Regions from separate parts of the Homo sapiens genome. Here all the other regions are linked to region 3. Evidence: chromatin loops called from intact Hi-C (ENCODE). Cell type or tissue: MCF 10A. All regions are shown on one strand. Region 1 overlaps NPAS2 (neuronal PAS domain protein 2). Region 2 has its middle 34 kb from the start of NPAS2. Region 3 overlaps LOC105375310 (a long non-coding RNA gene).

The links. A loop is a pair of places that touch in the nucleus more often than their neighbours do. Peaks named below come from ENCODE experiments on the same cell type or tissue, not always from the same donor. Only the 100,000 strongest peaks of a DNase experiment are listed, where the experiment ranks them.
Region 1: a loop joins it to region 3, with 4 times the contacts of the local background. A loop is called at or near these places in 8 of 110 quality-filtered maps.
Region 2: a loop joins it to region 3, with 7 times the contacts of the local background. A loop is called at or near these places in 8 of 110 quality-filtered maps.

The regions. Positions count from the first base shown.
Region 1 is chr2:100,900,067-100,905,066 of GRCh38, forward strand. NPAS2 (neuronal PAS domain protein 2) reads left to right here. Exons shown (of 21, transcript NM_002518.4): 2 at 4,667-4,720. The coding sequence starts at 4,689. Among named protein-coding and RNA genes, the nearest start is that of NPAS2-AS1, 75 kb to the right of the region's middle. RefSeq lists enhancers at 2,315-3,514, 3,221-3,743. In MCF 10A, no CTCF peak of the experiment used is centred here; DNase peaks (open chromatin) are centred at 2,985 and 3,975.
Region 2 is chr2:100,783,927-100,788,926 of GRCh38, forward strand. No RefSeq gene overlaps it. Among named protein-coding and RNA genes, the nearest start is that of NPAS2, 34 kb to the right of the region's middle. In MCF 10A, no CTCF peak of the experiment used is centred here; DNase peaks (open chromatin) are centred at 1,915 and 2,535.
Region 3 is chr2:100,727,647-100,732,646 of GRCh38, forward strand. LOC105375310 (a long non-coding RNA gene) reads right to left here. Exons shown (of 3, transcript XR_001739612.2): 1 at 3,798-5,000. Among named protein-coding and RNA genes, the nearest start is that of LINC01868, 50 kb to the left of the region's middle. RefSeq lists a silencer at 2,701-2,995. In MCF 10A, a CTCF peak has its summit at 2,794 (motif pointing right); DNase peaks (open chromatin) are centred at 2,845 and 4,115.

The DNA of each region.
Region 1 (5,000 bases), 170 kb after region 3:
AATCGCTAACCATAAAATAAAAGGTTGATAAATTAGACTTTATCAAAATTTAAAACTGCTCATCAGAAGACACCATCCAAAAAGCACCAAGGCCACCCACAGACTGGGAGAAAATGTTCACCATTCATATTTTCTGACAAAGTACTTGTACCTGGTAGAGATAAACTTCTATGATCAGTATGATGAAGACTAACAGTCCAATTTTTTTAAGCAGGCAAAAGAATTAGACATCTTACAAAAGAAGATATCTAAATAGCCAGTGAAAAGTGCTCTGCATCATTAGTCATCAGGGAAATGCAAATCCCAATGAGATATCATAACACACCCACGTAAATTACTAAAATTAAGAAATATTACATGTTAGAATGGAGCCACTGGAACTCCTTGTACACTACTGGTGCAAATATGAAATTGTACGTTCACTTTGGAAAACAGCCTGGCAGTTTTTAATAAAGTAAGCATACAGCTACCCCGTGTTCCAAGAATGACACTCCTAGATATATACACCCAAGAGGAACGAGTGCTTATTTCCACAGAGACTTCTATATGACTCAACACTGGTGATGTTAATGTTGACCAGTAGGTGAAAGTGGTGTCTGCCAACCTTCTTCCCTGTAAAATGTTTTTCTTTTGTAATTAATAAATACCTTGAGAGAGATACTTTGAAACTCTGCAAATATCCTGTTTCTCCCCAAGCTTTTTCACATTAATTTTAGCATCCATCGGTGGATCTTGCCTGCAACAATGATTACTATGGTATGCCGATGGTGATTTTCTTTTCTTTTCTTTTCCCCTCCCCTCCCCTCCCTTCTCCTCTTCTCTTCTCTTCTTTTTCCTTTTTGTGGAGAACAGTGCCTCACTATATTCCCCAGGCAGGTCTCAAACTCCTGGGTTCAAGCTATCCTTCCCACTCTCCCACCCTAAGGGCTGGGATTACAGGCATGAAGCATGAAGCATGATGGTGATTTTCTATTGCCATTGTTCCTTCTACATTTATTAATTGGAATCTTCTGTAAGAGGAAGCTGTCTCCCTCCCTCCTTCTACCTCCCCATTTGTTTATTTATCTGGGGGCTCTTTGTAAAGGTGTGGGTGGAGAGTAGGGAACCAAGAGGGACAGTGTGGTTACCTGAGGTGGGGAACGATAAAACAAATAAATAAGACTCATGAGTATTTAGTTTGTGGCACAGGCTATAATCAATACGGTTGTCACTCATTTTGTTGCTCAGGTTGTTCTGGGAACCCCTCTCAGCCTCTCCTTTCATCAGGCTCCCATAATTATTGTTACTGTTGATCATGATTTCTTGTGTGGTCAGTTGCTAGGTGCAGATGCCTGGATTTCAAACTGGGGGGGATGTTACAAAGCTTAAAAAGACTCCGGAGAGTTTGTGTTCTAGGAAAACCCAAGAAACCCAGAACTGGAAGAGCCCCAGAGAGATGAATGTTACCGGGCGTGTTCCCTTCTCTCTTCCCTGACGCTCCCCTGTGCAGAGGATCCTGCAGACATGGCTAAAGGAGATGCAGCAGGAGATCAGAGGGTGGGTGGAGAATGAGAGTGTTTATTCCCTTGGCTCCCTTCTTGTCCCTTCACTGAAGGCCGCCTCCTATGGGACACACTCCTTCCAGGTTTGGGAAGTAATTTCCCTCTTGTCCCTTCCCCTTACAGGTGTTCACAGCTCTGCCGTTCCCCACCTCAGGTAACCACACTGTCCCTCTTGGTTCCCTACTCCCCACCCACACCTTTACAAAGAGCCCCCCTGTAAGTCAGCACTCCTCAGAGGATCCCACCCGCCTTCTGCTTTCCTGTTGGGACCCTGATTCACACACCTCGTGACTGTCTACGCCACGTAGGACACATGGTTATCTGGGGTAAAGGCTGTACGGCATCCCTCCATTGTTCACTCTGGGGGTTCATCACCTCAACCATTATGTCTCAGCTCCAAACAAAATCTCCTCTGCTTTCATTTAAGCTCCTTTTCTGTTTTCTGGCACTCTGTGATCAAAATAAAAAAAAAAGTAGATGCTCAAAATCCTTCTCACTGAAAACTTTATACGGTTGAGAAGAGTCATTGTCACCCCCTAAACTTCTCTGTGATTCCTTTAACCTGACCTCAGAGGACTGCTTTTCTTCCCTTCCATCCTGTTCCTTGTTTGCCTTCAAGCTGGTTCCAGATCCTATTATTAAGTAAAAGGGTGACTCTAAAACGCAAGGGGGGATGGACACCCACACTCAACAGCAGCCGAGGTGGAAGTAGCCCATGTCCATGGACAGATGAATGGGCAAGCAAAACACTGCGTTTCCGTGCAATGGGATATCACTCGGCCTTAAAAAGGAAGGAGAGTGTGACCCATGCAGCAACATGGATGAACCCTGAGGACATTACGCTGTGTGAAATAAGCCAAATACTGTCTGGTTGCACTTACATGACAGACCTGGAATAGTCAAATTTATAGAGACAGAAAGTAGAAGGGCAGTTGCGAAGCCTGGAGTGAGTAGGGAATGGGGACTTCTTGTTGAATGAATAGTTTATGCTTTGCAAGGGCAAAGAGATCTGGAATGGATGGTGGTGATGGTTGCCTAACAGTATGAATGTGCTTAATGCCACTGAGCTGGGCACTCAGCAGTGGTTAAGATGGTAAATTTCTGAGGTGTATTTTATCACAATTTTTTAAGTGAAAAAATAACATGGTAGACAACAGAGGTGACAAAATAGTAAAAATATCAGCACGGAGCTTCTGTGACAGGTGCAATGGGAACTCAGCTTAGAGGCCCTCTCCTCACACTGGGTGCAGCTCAGCTGAATGGCTTAGTCGGGTCAAGTGAGAGGAACGGGGCAGGGAAATGAGAGGGATGCTGAAGAAGAGGAAATGGGTGTAGAGCATCCAGGTTTTATAGATTCAGGAAATGTCTGCGGGATAAACATACAAATCACAGAAGATGTGGTTGATAAAGAAGAGCTATTAGTCATTTTTAGATGTTTAGTTTATGACTCAGCAACCCTGGTCATCCAAACAGGATCCCAGGAGCTCAGGAGAGTGGACTGAGGAGCAGCAGCCAGCCCTCCTGTGGACAAGCTCTGTCCAGGGGCCCCTGGTAAAGAACACAGCGTGGCCGGGTCCTTGCTCATGCCCTGGGGCTTTGATCAGCCACCATTCTCCTTGGAAGCACAGGCTTGGGGTAGGGCATCATTCAATGAATTGACATAAAACTTTGAACAGATTCCATCTGGAAAACATTAAGCACAGGCCTGTTTGCAGATGTGTTAACGCTGACTCAATTGTAATACAGGCTTTAACTTCTAAGCAGCATTTCTTGCTAGTCCATTGTGGAATATGCCTGCTGTTGACTGCATGGGCATTATGTGAACAGGGGCTGTGGCTGCAGAATTCATCTTTGCTTTGGCTCAGACCCATGTTTGTGTACGTAGGTGACCAAAATCACAAAACTAAATGAGCTCAGAGAAAGATTGATTGGCTCCATTGAAAATTTTTATCTGAAACTTTATATTTCAAGAGTAATTGGTGGTGCATTTGCGAAGTGCTGGTTTGGGAGTTCCGACTGAAGACCCTGTGTGTTGAGCGTAGAAGCGGGTGGGCAGTGGTGATTCAGCTTCTCCATGGTCCCCACCTTTACCTCGATCACACTTTGCCCTCCCAGCCACCGCAGCCTTCAGCCTCCCACTCCCACAGCTGGCATTGGCCTCATGAGTGCCCTGAGAACGGTTCTGCTTGATGTGCTGACTTGGGGGGCGCACCCCAGACAGGTGGGGCTCTGGGAAATGTGTGAATGAAGAAAGGAGCCAGGGCTATGCAGCTCTGAGGGGTGGAGGGAACCCAGGCCTGCGTGTGGTAGGAGAGGAAGCTGGATCTGTGGGCCTGAGAAGCATCAAGCCAGTGGCCTGGGAGAGTAGAGGCTCCGGTGTTGAGGAAGAACATTCCTGGATTGTTACGTAATCTTTCACATCTGTGCACCTTCGCTGTCTCAAGGAGAGTAAACGCCCTAAGGGAGGAACTGCGGATTACACTCCTTTGGGGCTGATTCTTCCAGGCCACTTGTCAGAGGAGCTTGTGTGGTTTGAATGGACAGATAAACACTCTCCTTTAGGATGTCATAGGCCACTGGGGTCCTGCAAGCAGGAGTGAACAAGGCCCGCTGTGGTGTCGCTAACGGATCCCAGGCAGGCACTGGGAGGTGCGTGCGACCTAAGGCTTGAGAGGAACAGATGCTGCTTCACTGAGCAGGTCTGGACAGCACTTCTCAAAGTGTGGTCTGAAGACCCTTGGGGTCCTTGAGGTCAAGACATTTTTTCAAAATATAATTAACTCGTTATTTGCTCCTTTTAAAAGAGCTCTCCTTGTCTCATGAGTGTACACGACATAATTGTTCTGACTTTTCCAGAAGTTACTTGACATCTGATGACTTCATTGCTCCGATGCCCAATGAAAGAGTGCCTGTGCATTTAAACATTTCTCAGCCTTAACCCACATACACAGAAGTGCTTTGGAGACCTCAGTCCATTTTGAGAGTGTAAAGGGGTGCCAGGACCAACAAGTTTGAGAACCACTGGGCTAAGACCAAAATGACAACAACCTGAAAGACTTTTAAGAAAGATGTAGAAGCAGACAGTAATTATCCATTCTTTTTAATTTTTTTTTTTTTTTTTGCAGGAAAAACTGCATAGAAAATCTAATGGATGAAGATGAGAAAGACAGAGCCAAGAGGTAAGATGCAGCTGTCCCCCTGCTCAGCAGAGCTCTCTGGCCCCCGGGGGTCTGCCTGGCAGAATCTCGCTGGCTTTCACTCTGTGCAGGTGAGGCCACCAGCAAGATAGGCAGCTGTAGGACACACTCTCTGTGACATATTGCAGTGCTCCATGAGAAACCTTCTAGAGAGCTCACTCAGCCCTGCCCCTCACTGTGAAATGACACATTGTCTAGGACTGGCTGAGTGGTCTGGGTTTTTGTCATGCTCCTGTGTACCCCTGTTGACACTGGTCATCTT
Region 2 (5,000 bases), 56 kb after region 3:
TGAACCCAGGAGGCGGAGCTTGCAGTGGGCTGAGATCGTGCCACTGCACTCCAGCCTGGGCGACAGAGTGAGACTCCATCAAAAAAAAAAAAAAAATGGTATACAAATCTTGGATGATATTCCATTGTATGGGCCACATTGCATAGACCACATTTTGTTCAACCACTCTTTTGCTGATGGACACTTGAGAGGGGACTCCCCTCTTGGCTGTTGTGAATAACATTCCTATCTCAAATACCTAAGAAAACAAGAGTGTCAAGTCCTGCAGCTGAAAGTGCCCTCCCACGTGAGTATATGTCTCCTCCCAAGCATGACTCTTGGAAAGGAGGGAGTGAGCAAGAATGAGGCCTGGGGAAGAAGGGGTCTGGGACGGACACCAGGAAAGGATGGAAGGTTCTGGATCTCAAGGAACCCACAGTGGCTCTCTGGAAAGATGGCCAAGTTGAACTTTGTCCCATTCCTGGCTGAGTTCTCCCACTTTCCCACTCTCACCCTATGAGAGCTGATTCGAGAACAATAGGTTTTGATCAACACCTGACTGACATCTACGAATGTGGTTTTTTAGGGTCAACATCTCCCGGATGTAACAACTAATTTGGAACATAAAGAAAATGAGAGAGAAACCCTTGTCCAACATGTTATTGAATCATGCATTGTTTGCTTCAGATTCAGAGTTGGAAACAATCTGACTACCAGAAACCAAAAAGCAGATTAAAAAGGAATAACACTAATCAACATTGTTAAGCTTCTATCACGTGCCAGTCACTTCATATGCACTTTCTCTCAATTGCACAAAAAGCCTTGCAAGGTGAGTATTACTGACACTGCATTACAGATGAGAAAACTGGGGCTCAGGGGGTTCATGAGCTCGCCCGAGTCTGACCCCAGAGCCTGTTCTCCTGGCTGTATATCATCTGCAGTTTCAGGGTCAAAGGCCGTTCTATTAAATCATCTGCACAGCCCGTTTTCGTACTTCAGATGAATAACCCTTTGGTTGATTTATAACTTTTAAAGTGTGACTAGTCAGTCATAATGGCTGACCAGAGCAACTTAGGCATGGTTTATGAGCAGAAATGGTATTACGAACAGAAAAGGTATATATTGTCTACTATATGCAGAGTCCAGGCTACAAACTGTGACGTTTGTGAAAAAATTCAAGTTGCAATGCCTGCCCTCAGGAGCTTAAAATCTAGTCCTGATATCTTGCTGTTTTGGATGCTTTCTTCACCCTGCACCCTGATGGCCACCCTGTTCTATGGCCGATACTGCTGCAATGGCCTGTGCGCCATTAGTCACACACTCAGAGGGCACCATCGCAGGCCGGGTCTGCCCTCGGCACTTGGCATGGAAAAATGAAGGCTGTCTGAGCCTCAGTTGCTTTATCCACAGGCGGGGCTCATGATCCTTGTCCTGCCTCTCGCATGGGGATTGCAGAAAAATAAAATGAGATAATAGAAGTGATCGCACTGCAAAATGAAAAGCATTCTATCAGTCTAAAATGGTATTTCTTATGATTTATGACTGGAAACCTTTGCTTTTTATTTTATTGGAGACTTACTTGATTCCAATTTGAGCTGATATTGTGGTTTTTACAGAACAGACTGCCATTTATTGAATTCCTGATTTGTGGCAGACACATAGATTATCTCATTTAATCCTCACAACAGCTCTGTGATGTAGGCACTATTATTATTATCCCCATTTAACCAATGAGGAAGCTAAGATTCGGAGAGCTTAGGTGAATGGCAGAGGAAAGACGTGGCTGCAGGCTTGTCTGTCTCCACAGCCCATGTCGGGCCACCAGGATCCAGGTCGCAGCAGAAGAAACAACCTTAGGACTGAGAGCAAGCAGGCATTTCTACCCACTCAATGCATCAGCGCTCAGGCAAGCAAGAGGTGCCTTGCTATGGATGCTTACTTAAGAGGACACACCCTTGGCACGGGTGGTTCTCCAAATACAATAACACAAGCCAGTGAGGATGCTCAGATTTAGAAAAGCAAAACTCACATCAAGTGCATCACCCCTAAAGCCCCCCAGCATTGTGTATGAACAGTGACCCCCACCTAGAGACACACACATCAAGAGTGTGTGGCTGGCATAATCTCACCAGATTACTAGGAACCTGGTCTGTTTGTATTACCTCAGATGTTTGTTTTTGCTTACAAGCCGGGTATGATGTTGAGACAAATTATCTAACAACCCTCACAGATGAATGATATTTTCCTAGTTATTAAAGGTCATCTGCAGTCACTGCTGTATTGCAAGGCTTCTCACCGTGGAACTCGGTCCCTTCTTCCTGTCTGAAACTGTTCAGCTATAGAAAGATTCCTCCTCGGCTTCCAAAAAAGAAAACCAAGTTGATATTTTGCCGAATTTGAATTGCAACCAGAAAAGAAGGTCAAGTTTTAAAAGAAGTAACACGGGAGGGGATTGTAATTAAATCGCTCTGGGCTGGGTAGGGATGATTCATTTCAAGTACATAACATTCTGGGAAGCATGTGACCAAAGGTATTTTTCTAAATAACCTCAAGTACTAGTCAAGTGAGTCTTTAAATTGCATGCCAGCGACATCTCCTAACTGGTATTTTGCTTGGCAGGCGCTGAGCCACCACCACAGCCCGGATTTTCCTGCAGGCAGAGCCCAGTCTTGTTTCGGCAGTCATGCCTGCTGCTTTTTGCTTCTGCCTGGAAAGATGGCACAGCTGCAGAGGATAGGCACATTTGGTGGCCTCTACCTGTCAAGGGTGACTCTACTCAGTTAGGGGGTCTTCTCTAAGGCCCATGAAGATGGCATGACCAGAGTCCTTGGGTTGGGTATGACAAAGCCTTAGGTTTTCTCCAAATGGTGGCACTGCTGAAATTCTACCTCTTCCAGGAAATTTTTGTCAAAAACAATGAGGAGACCCTAGGTGATGGCCACTCAAACATCACCCCCCTTACTCTGACAGTACCCAGCCCCCACCCTCATGCTGCTCCACTCCCATCATCCAAATTGTGCCCAAGGTTGCTGTCAGATTAGTATAGTGACTCTTCTCTCAAGATGCACCAGGGTATGTCCTGGCGTGACCACCTGACCCAAGCTGAGCCCATCAGAGACCTTTCAAAGCCAGACCACAAAAGTGGAGGAAGCTGATCTCTAGAAGAGAAGGACAATTGATCAAATGTCCAGAGAGGGGCAGGACTAAATTTAGCAACAGAGTGTTCTGAGGGTGTTTGAGTCCCTGGTCTGTTTGCCCTGACATCCAGCTATTCCTAGATCCTGCAGGACACCGAGCCTTAAAATTAGTTTCCTTGTTCTCTCAGGCTGGTTCAAGTGCAGTGTCTGTCACTTGCAACCAAAAGATTCCTAATAATGTCACCTGACTCTCTTTCACTCATGATCTCACTATTACATATGAAATCTCTGTAATTGTACTTTGTCTACTTGCACAGGCATCTGGTTTATAGGTGGACTTACTTTAAGAAAGCTTGATATGTTCAAATGCAAATAATCCAGCCTGAAGAATGATGGATAAGTATTAACACCCCCTAAAGAATTTTTTATTCTACAAAAAAAGAACTTACTACATGGGGTTTTTTCCAATTACCTAATGCATTTTCCTAATGCGTGAAAAGTATTCTTTTGAATTCAAAGTGTTTATCAAAGAGATTAGTAAAATAAATTATGATGCACCATATGTGTTAGTCTGTTCAGGCTACCCTAACGAAGTACCACAGACTGGGTGGCTTAAAAACAGAGATTTATTGTCTCACAGTACTGGAGTTTGGAAGTCCAAGACCAAGGTGTTGGCAGAGTTGGTTTCTTCTGAGGCCTTTCTACTTGGCCTGTAGACAGCCATCTTCTCCCCGTGCTCTTCAGATCAACTTCCCGCTCTATGTGTCTAAAGTTCCCCTTTTAATCATGTGAACAAATGTGAACCTGAAAAAGCCAACCCTTTAAGTGGCTAACTGGGCCTAAATTTAAAATAGAGCCAAGCAGCCATTTGCTGCCTAGAGGTCACGCATGTACTCTATGTTCTCCCAAAAACCCACACTTTTTAACCTTTGGGACTTTCAGAGCTCACCATAACCAACCAATCAGTGCTCATCTACCTTAGCCAATCAGGGCTCAGCTGTATCTAGCAATGGGCACTCAGCTGCACTGACCAATAAGAACTCAGTTGTGTCAACCAGTAAGAACTAAATGAATCTCAATCCTTCATTTGCATAAATGGACCTGATTGGGAACCTGGGCAAGAACTTTTGCTATAAAACCTGTCTTCCTTTTGCTCTCTGGAACAAATTTTTGTTTCATAACAAAGGCTGTGTTTTCCTAGTTTGCAAACTGTTTACTAGAATAAAGTCTCTTTCTTCTAAATTCTTTTTCAAAGAACTTTTGTTCACAATAGGAACACCAGTCATTTTGGATGAGGGCCCACTTAATGACTTCGTTTTTACTTAATTAATCTGTAAATACAATCTACATATAAGGTTACATTTTGAGGTACTGGAGTTACATATCTTTTTGTGGGGGACACAATTTAACCCTTAACATTATAGAATGAAATACTATACAGCCAGGACAAAGAGGGAGAGGTGTTGAGTGTGCTGAGAGTAAAAATCTCCTTACAAAGCATGTGAAAAAGCCAGTCCTCATGCCTGTATATTTTGAACCCCCTGTAAATTATGTGTGTGGGTGTGTGTGCATGAACATGAACATATATACATACATACAGGTGTGTTTCTTTAAGTTCTGAAAGAAATCAAGAAAACAAAATAGCCTTTTTGAAGAGGAAATTGTAGAAGAAGGGAAAGAGATGAACTTTTCATCTGTGCTTTATTGAATTTCTATTTCTATATTTTCTGAATCATACATATTTCTTTTCTTGCTTATAATTTTCTGCATCCTATTAAAAATGTAAGCTATGTACTGCCTTAAAAATATGAGTTGATTTACACATCAGTTCTCAGAATAGGTTTTGTGTGCCAAGCATGACCTACATTCTGTGTACCTGTGTGT
Region 3 (5,000 bases):
TTTTATGGTTGCACAGTATTCCGTGGTGTATATGTACCACATTTTCTTTATCCAGTCTATCATTGATGAGCATTTGGGTTAATTCTATGTCTTTGTTATTGTGACTAGTGCTGCAACGAACATACACATGCATGTATTTTTATAATAGAATGATTTATATTCCTTTGGGTATATACCTAGTAATGTGATTGCTGGGTCAAATGATATTTCTGTTCTAGATCCTTGAGGAATCACCACACCGTCTTCCACAATGGTTGAACTAATTTACATTCCCACCAATAATGTAAAAGCATTCCTGTTTCTCCACAGCCTCGCCAGCATCTGTTTTTTCTTGACTTTTTAATAATTCCCATTCTGACTGGTGTGAAATGGTATCTCATTGTGGTTTTGATTTGCATTTCTCTAATGATCAGTGATGAGCTTTTTTTCATATGTTGGTTGGCTGCATGAATGTCTTCTTTTGAGAAGTGTCTAGAACAGACTTTCTTATAAAAACCAATGCAGCATGCTTTCTTGTGAAATGTAACAAGAAATATTTAAAAAATAAAACTAACCATAGATCCCACAGCCACTGAAATGACAATAAAGAAATACTGTGAATAACTCCACATACATAAGTTCAACAACTTAGATGGAATGGATCAATTCCTTAAAAACCACGAACTACCCAAACTCACTCAAAATGAGACAGATAACCTGAATAGTACTAATTTATAGTTTAAAAATTTTACAAACGAAATCTCCAAGCCAAGATGGTTTCACTGGCAACTTCTACCACACATATAAGAAATAACACTAAATATGCACAATCTCTTCCAGAAAAGAGGAGGGAATATATCCCGCCTAATTTTATGAGCCCATTTTTACCCTGATATCAAAACCAGACAAAGACAGTATAAAAATTAAATCTACAAACTAATATCTCTCATCAATTTATTTACTTATTTATTATTTATTTATTTGACAAGGCCTCGCTCTGTCACCCAGCCTGGAATGTAGTGGCATGATCACAGCTCACTGCAGCCTCCACCTCCCAGGCTCAGGTGATCCTCCCACCTTAGCCTCCCAAGTAGCTGGGACTGTAGGCATGCACCACCCCTGGCTAATTTTTGTCTTTTTGGTAGAGATGAGGTTTTGTCATGTTGCCCAGGCTGTTTCTCATGAATCTAAATGTCAAAATATTCAACAAAATATTAACAAATGGAATCCAGCAATATATAAAAGAACTTATACACCACAACCAAGTAAGATTTATTCTAGTTACGCAAGATTGCTTCATCATTCAAAAAATCATTCAAAGTTATCCACTGTGTCAATAAGCTAAGGAGAAATATCATATGATAATGTAAATTGACACAGAAAAAATATTTGACAAACTACAACACTACCTCATGATAAAAATTATCTGCAAGTTAGGAATAGAGGGAATCACTTCAACCTGATAAAGAGCATCAACAAAAACCTGCATCTAATATCATACTTAATGGGGAAAAACTGAATACTTTGCCCCTAAGGTCAGGAACAAAGCCAGGGAAGGATGTCCACTATCACCACAGTATACGTCATAACACTAGAACTTCTAGACTCTGCAATAACGCATGAAAAATAAATAAAATACATACAGATTGGAAGGAAGACATAAAACTTTCCCTATTTGCAGTTTACACAATTGTCTATATAGAAAACCCAAGAAGTCTACCAAAAGCTCCTTTAAGGAATCAGTGAGTGTATTAGTCCACTAGCGCTACATAACACAATACTGCAGACTGAGGGGCTTAAACCGAAGAAATTTATTTTCTCACACTTCTATAAGCTAGAAGTCCAAGAGCAAGGTGCTAGCAAGTTGATTTCTGGTGAGTCCTCTCTCCTTTGCTTGCAGATCACTGCCTTCTTGCTTACATGATGTTTTCTCTACACTTGCATTCCTGGTATCTTCTCCTCTTCTTATAAGGACACTAGTCCTATTGGATTGGAGACCCACCATTATGACCTCATTTAACCTTAATTACATCCTTAAAACCCCTATCTCCAAATACAGTTAACTGGCTTCAATATGTAAATTTTTGGGGAAAACATAATACTGAGTTTAAACACATTCTAGAATATAAGGTCAATACAAAAAATCATGTATATTTATAAAGATAGTAATAAACAATCAGAAACAAACAAAAAATGATAAGAGCTCCCCCCCAAAAAGAGATACGTATAAATAATTTTAACAAAACATACATAGAATCTATGTGCTGAAAACACTAAAATGCTGATGAAATAACTCAAAGAAGACCTCAATATATGGAGAAACATACTATGTTCATGGATTGGCAGACTCAACAAGAAAAAGGACAATTTTACCCAAATCAATCTATGCTTTTGATGTAATGTCAATCAAAACTCTAGCAGAATTTTTTGCAGATATTTGACAAGCTGATTTTGAAATTCATATAAAAGGCAATGAAACTAGCATAGCCAAAAGAAAATTGGCTTTGGAAGAATCCCACTATCTAATTTTAAGACTTATAAGAATCAAGACAGTGTGGTATTGGCAGAGGGAGAGACACATAGATCAACAGAACAGAATAGAAAGTACAGAAATAGACACAAATCAATCTTGTTTGTCAAATGTGCAAAGGAAATTCAATGAAGAAATGATAGTGTTTTCAACAAATTGTGTTGGCATTTATACACACAAAAACATGAACCTCAACCCTGCAGCTAGTTGTAACCATGTAACTAGGTTTTGGGCAGTGGGATATAAGTAATTACTTAAAGATGAAGCTGTTGAGATTCTCCTAATCCTCCAGCCCCTCTCCTGGAGGTGGTGCTGGCGAGCTACTTTCAACCACGAAGTTGAGAACAACTGGAGCAGGAGCCTTAACCCAAAGAACAGCCACATGTTGAAGGCAGACATGCTGGGCCAGTTGGAAACCTTGATGACCTTATGAAGCAGAGCTCACCTTTCTGCCCTGGACTGTTTACCTGAGGCAAAAATAATCTTTGAACTCACGTAGGCTAATGCACTTGGGGATCTTTGTTATAATGAATATACATATGCATTGCAGAAAAATATAAAGGGTAAAATAAAAGTCATTCAGGGTCTCACTACCCAAGAGAGACATACTTTGATCTCACCTTGGCCCTTTCAATATGCTGCTAGGGTAAACTTCCGAAAAAAAAAAAAAGTTGGCTGGGCACGGTGGCTCACGCCTGTAATCCCAGCACTTTGGGAGGCCGAGGCGGGTGGATCACCTGAGGTTGGGAGTTCGAGACCAGCCAGACCAACATGGAGAAACCCCATCTCTACTAAAAATACAAAAATTAGCCAGGCGCGGTGGTGCATGCCTGTAATCCCAGCTACTTGGAAGGCTGAGACAGGAGAATCGCTTGAACCTGGGAGGCGGAGGTTGCAGTGAGCCGAGATTGCGCCATTGCACTCCAACCTGGGCAACAAGAGTGAAACTCTGTCTCAAAAAAAAAAAAAAAAAAAGTTAATAAGCTTGTCTAGCATTGCAGTAGATATCCTGAAGAACCTTGGATTTGGGGAGTAAGGTATAGGAATCTATTTCCTTTTCAGCCCTTAGATTGCAATAACTCTCCCTGGAGATTGTGCCACTAACATGACTACTCAGTGCCAGAGTCAACCAGATTGTGACTGGCTGACAGACAAGCAGCCAGTCCTTGCTAAATACATGTCCCTGCACCATACCCAGCAAGAGGAATGAGTATAATATAATAGTTAGGATCGTGGTCTTTGCAGTTGAAAAGTCATGGGTTCAAGTCCTAGCTTTGCTTCTTCCTACCTGTGTAACCTTGGGCAGGTGTGTAAACTTGTCTGAATTTCAATTTCCGCTTCTCTAAAATGAGAACAGATAGTAGCACCTCCCTCTTAAGCTTGTTGTGAGAATTAAACATGATGATACATGTGAAGTGATATAGAGCCTGGCACATAATACATACTCCATAAATGGGTGCTATTGCATCATCCATTCATGCATCATGTGTAAATTAAGTGTCTACTATATGCCTGGCACCTTTCTAGGCAATGGCAACATAGCAGTGAGTGACACAATAAAGATCTTTGCTCTCATGAATCTTACTTTCTACTTGAGGAGAAGGACTATAAACGCAATGTTTAAATAACAGTAGATCTGATGCAATTAAGACGGATAGAGAGTGACTTATTGTTAGTCATAACAATAGCTTTGTCCTGTGTGAGGATGGTTGGATTCAGTTGCCTCCCTCAGTCCTGCCAGGATTCATGTAGACAGCTGGGCAGGGCTGGTGTGGGCAGGGAGGACATGAGTGGACACTACACAGAATTCGTACAGTCAACAACTTTGTGAGCCATGGCAGGTGTCCCACTGTGAAACATGGCTGAAACCTTCACCTGCCAGACCCCTGGGATCACAGGGCAAGAGGAGGAGCCTAGGTTTCCAAGGACACAGGCATGAGGCAGAAGTCTGGAGTACACTAACAAGGTTTCAGATTTGCTGGGCCCTCCCATAAGAGCCCAACTGGCCCCATTTGGGGACCAGTAGCAAACAGAGTTAATTTTTCTTAACTAGTGGATGACAGGGTGTTTCGATTCAGAACGAATTTCTCAATCCATACATCAAGAACTCAACAGCAGTTCTCAACCCTGCTTTTCTTCAGAATCACTTTTAAATCTATGAAAACGACATCACCCAAACCGTCATATCCCAGAAAGTCTGATTAGTGCAGCTCAGGGATGGAAACTGGGCATTCTTGCAATGCAATGTTCCAAGGTGATTTAATGTGCGCTCAATGTTTGGAACCACTGATTTCACCCTTAAACCAAATCACAAAGCACTTCGTGCCCCCAGACAGTCATGGTCCAAATGCTGCACCATGGTAGGGTCAGCCTGCAATCTCCCTCCGCAGAGTTTGGAGAAGGGTGGCCACAGTAAAGGATTAGAAACATTCCCATGGGAGAAGCAGGCTTGTTCCCACCGACTTCCTCAGTCATGCCGTCTTTCTAGTGA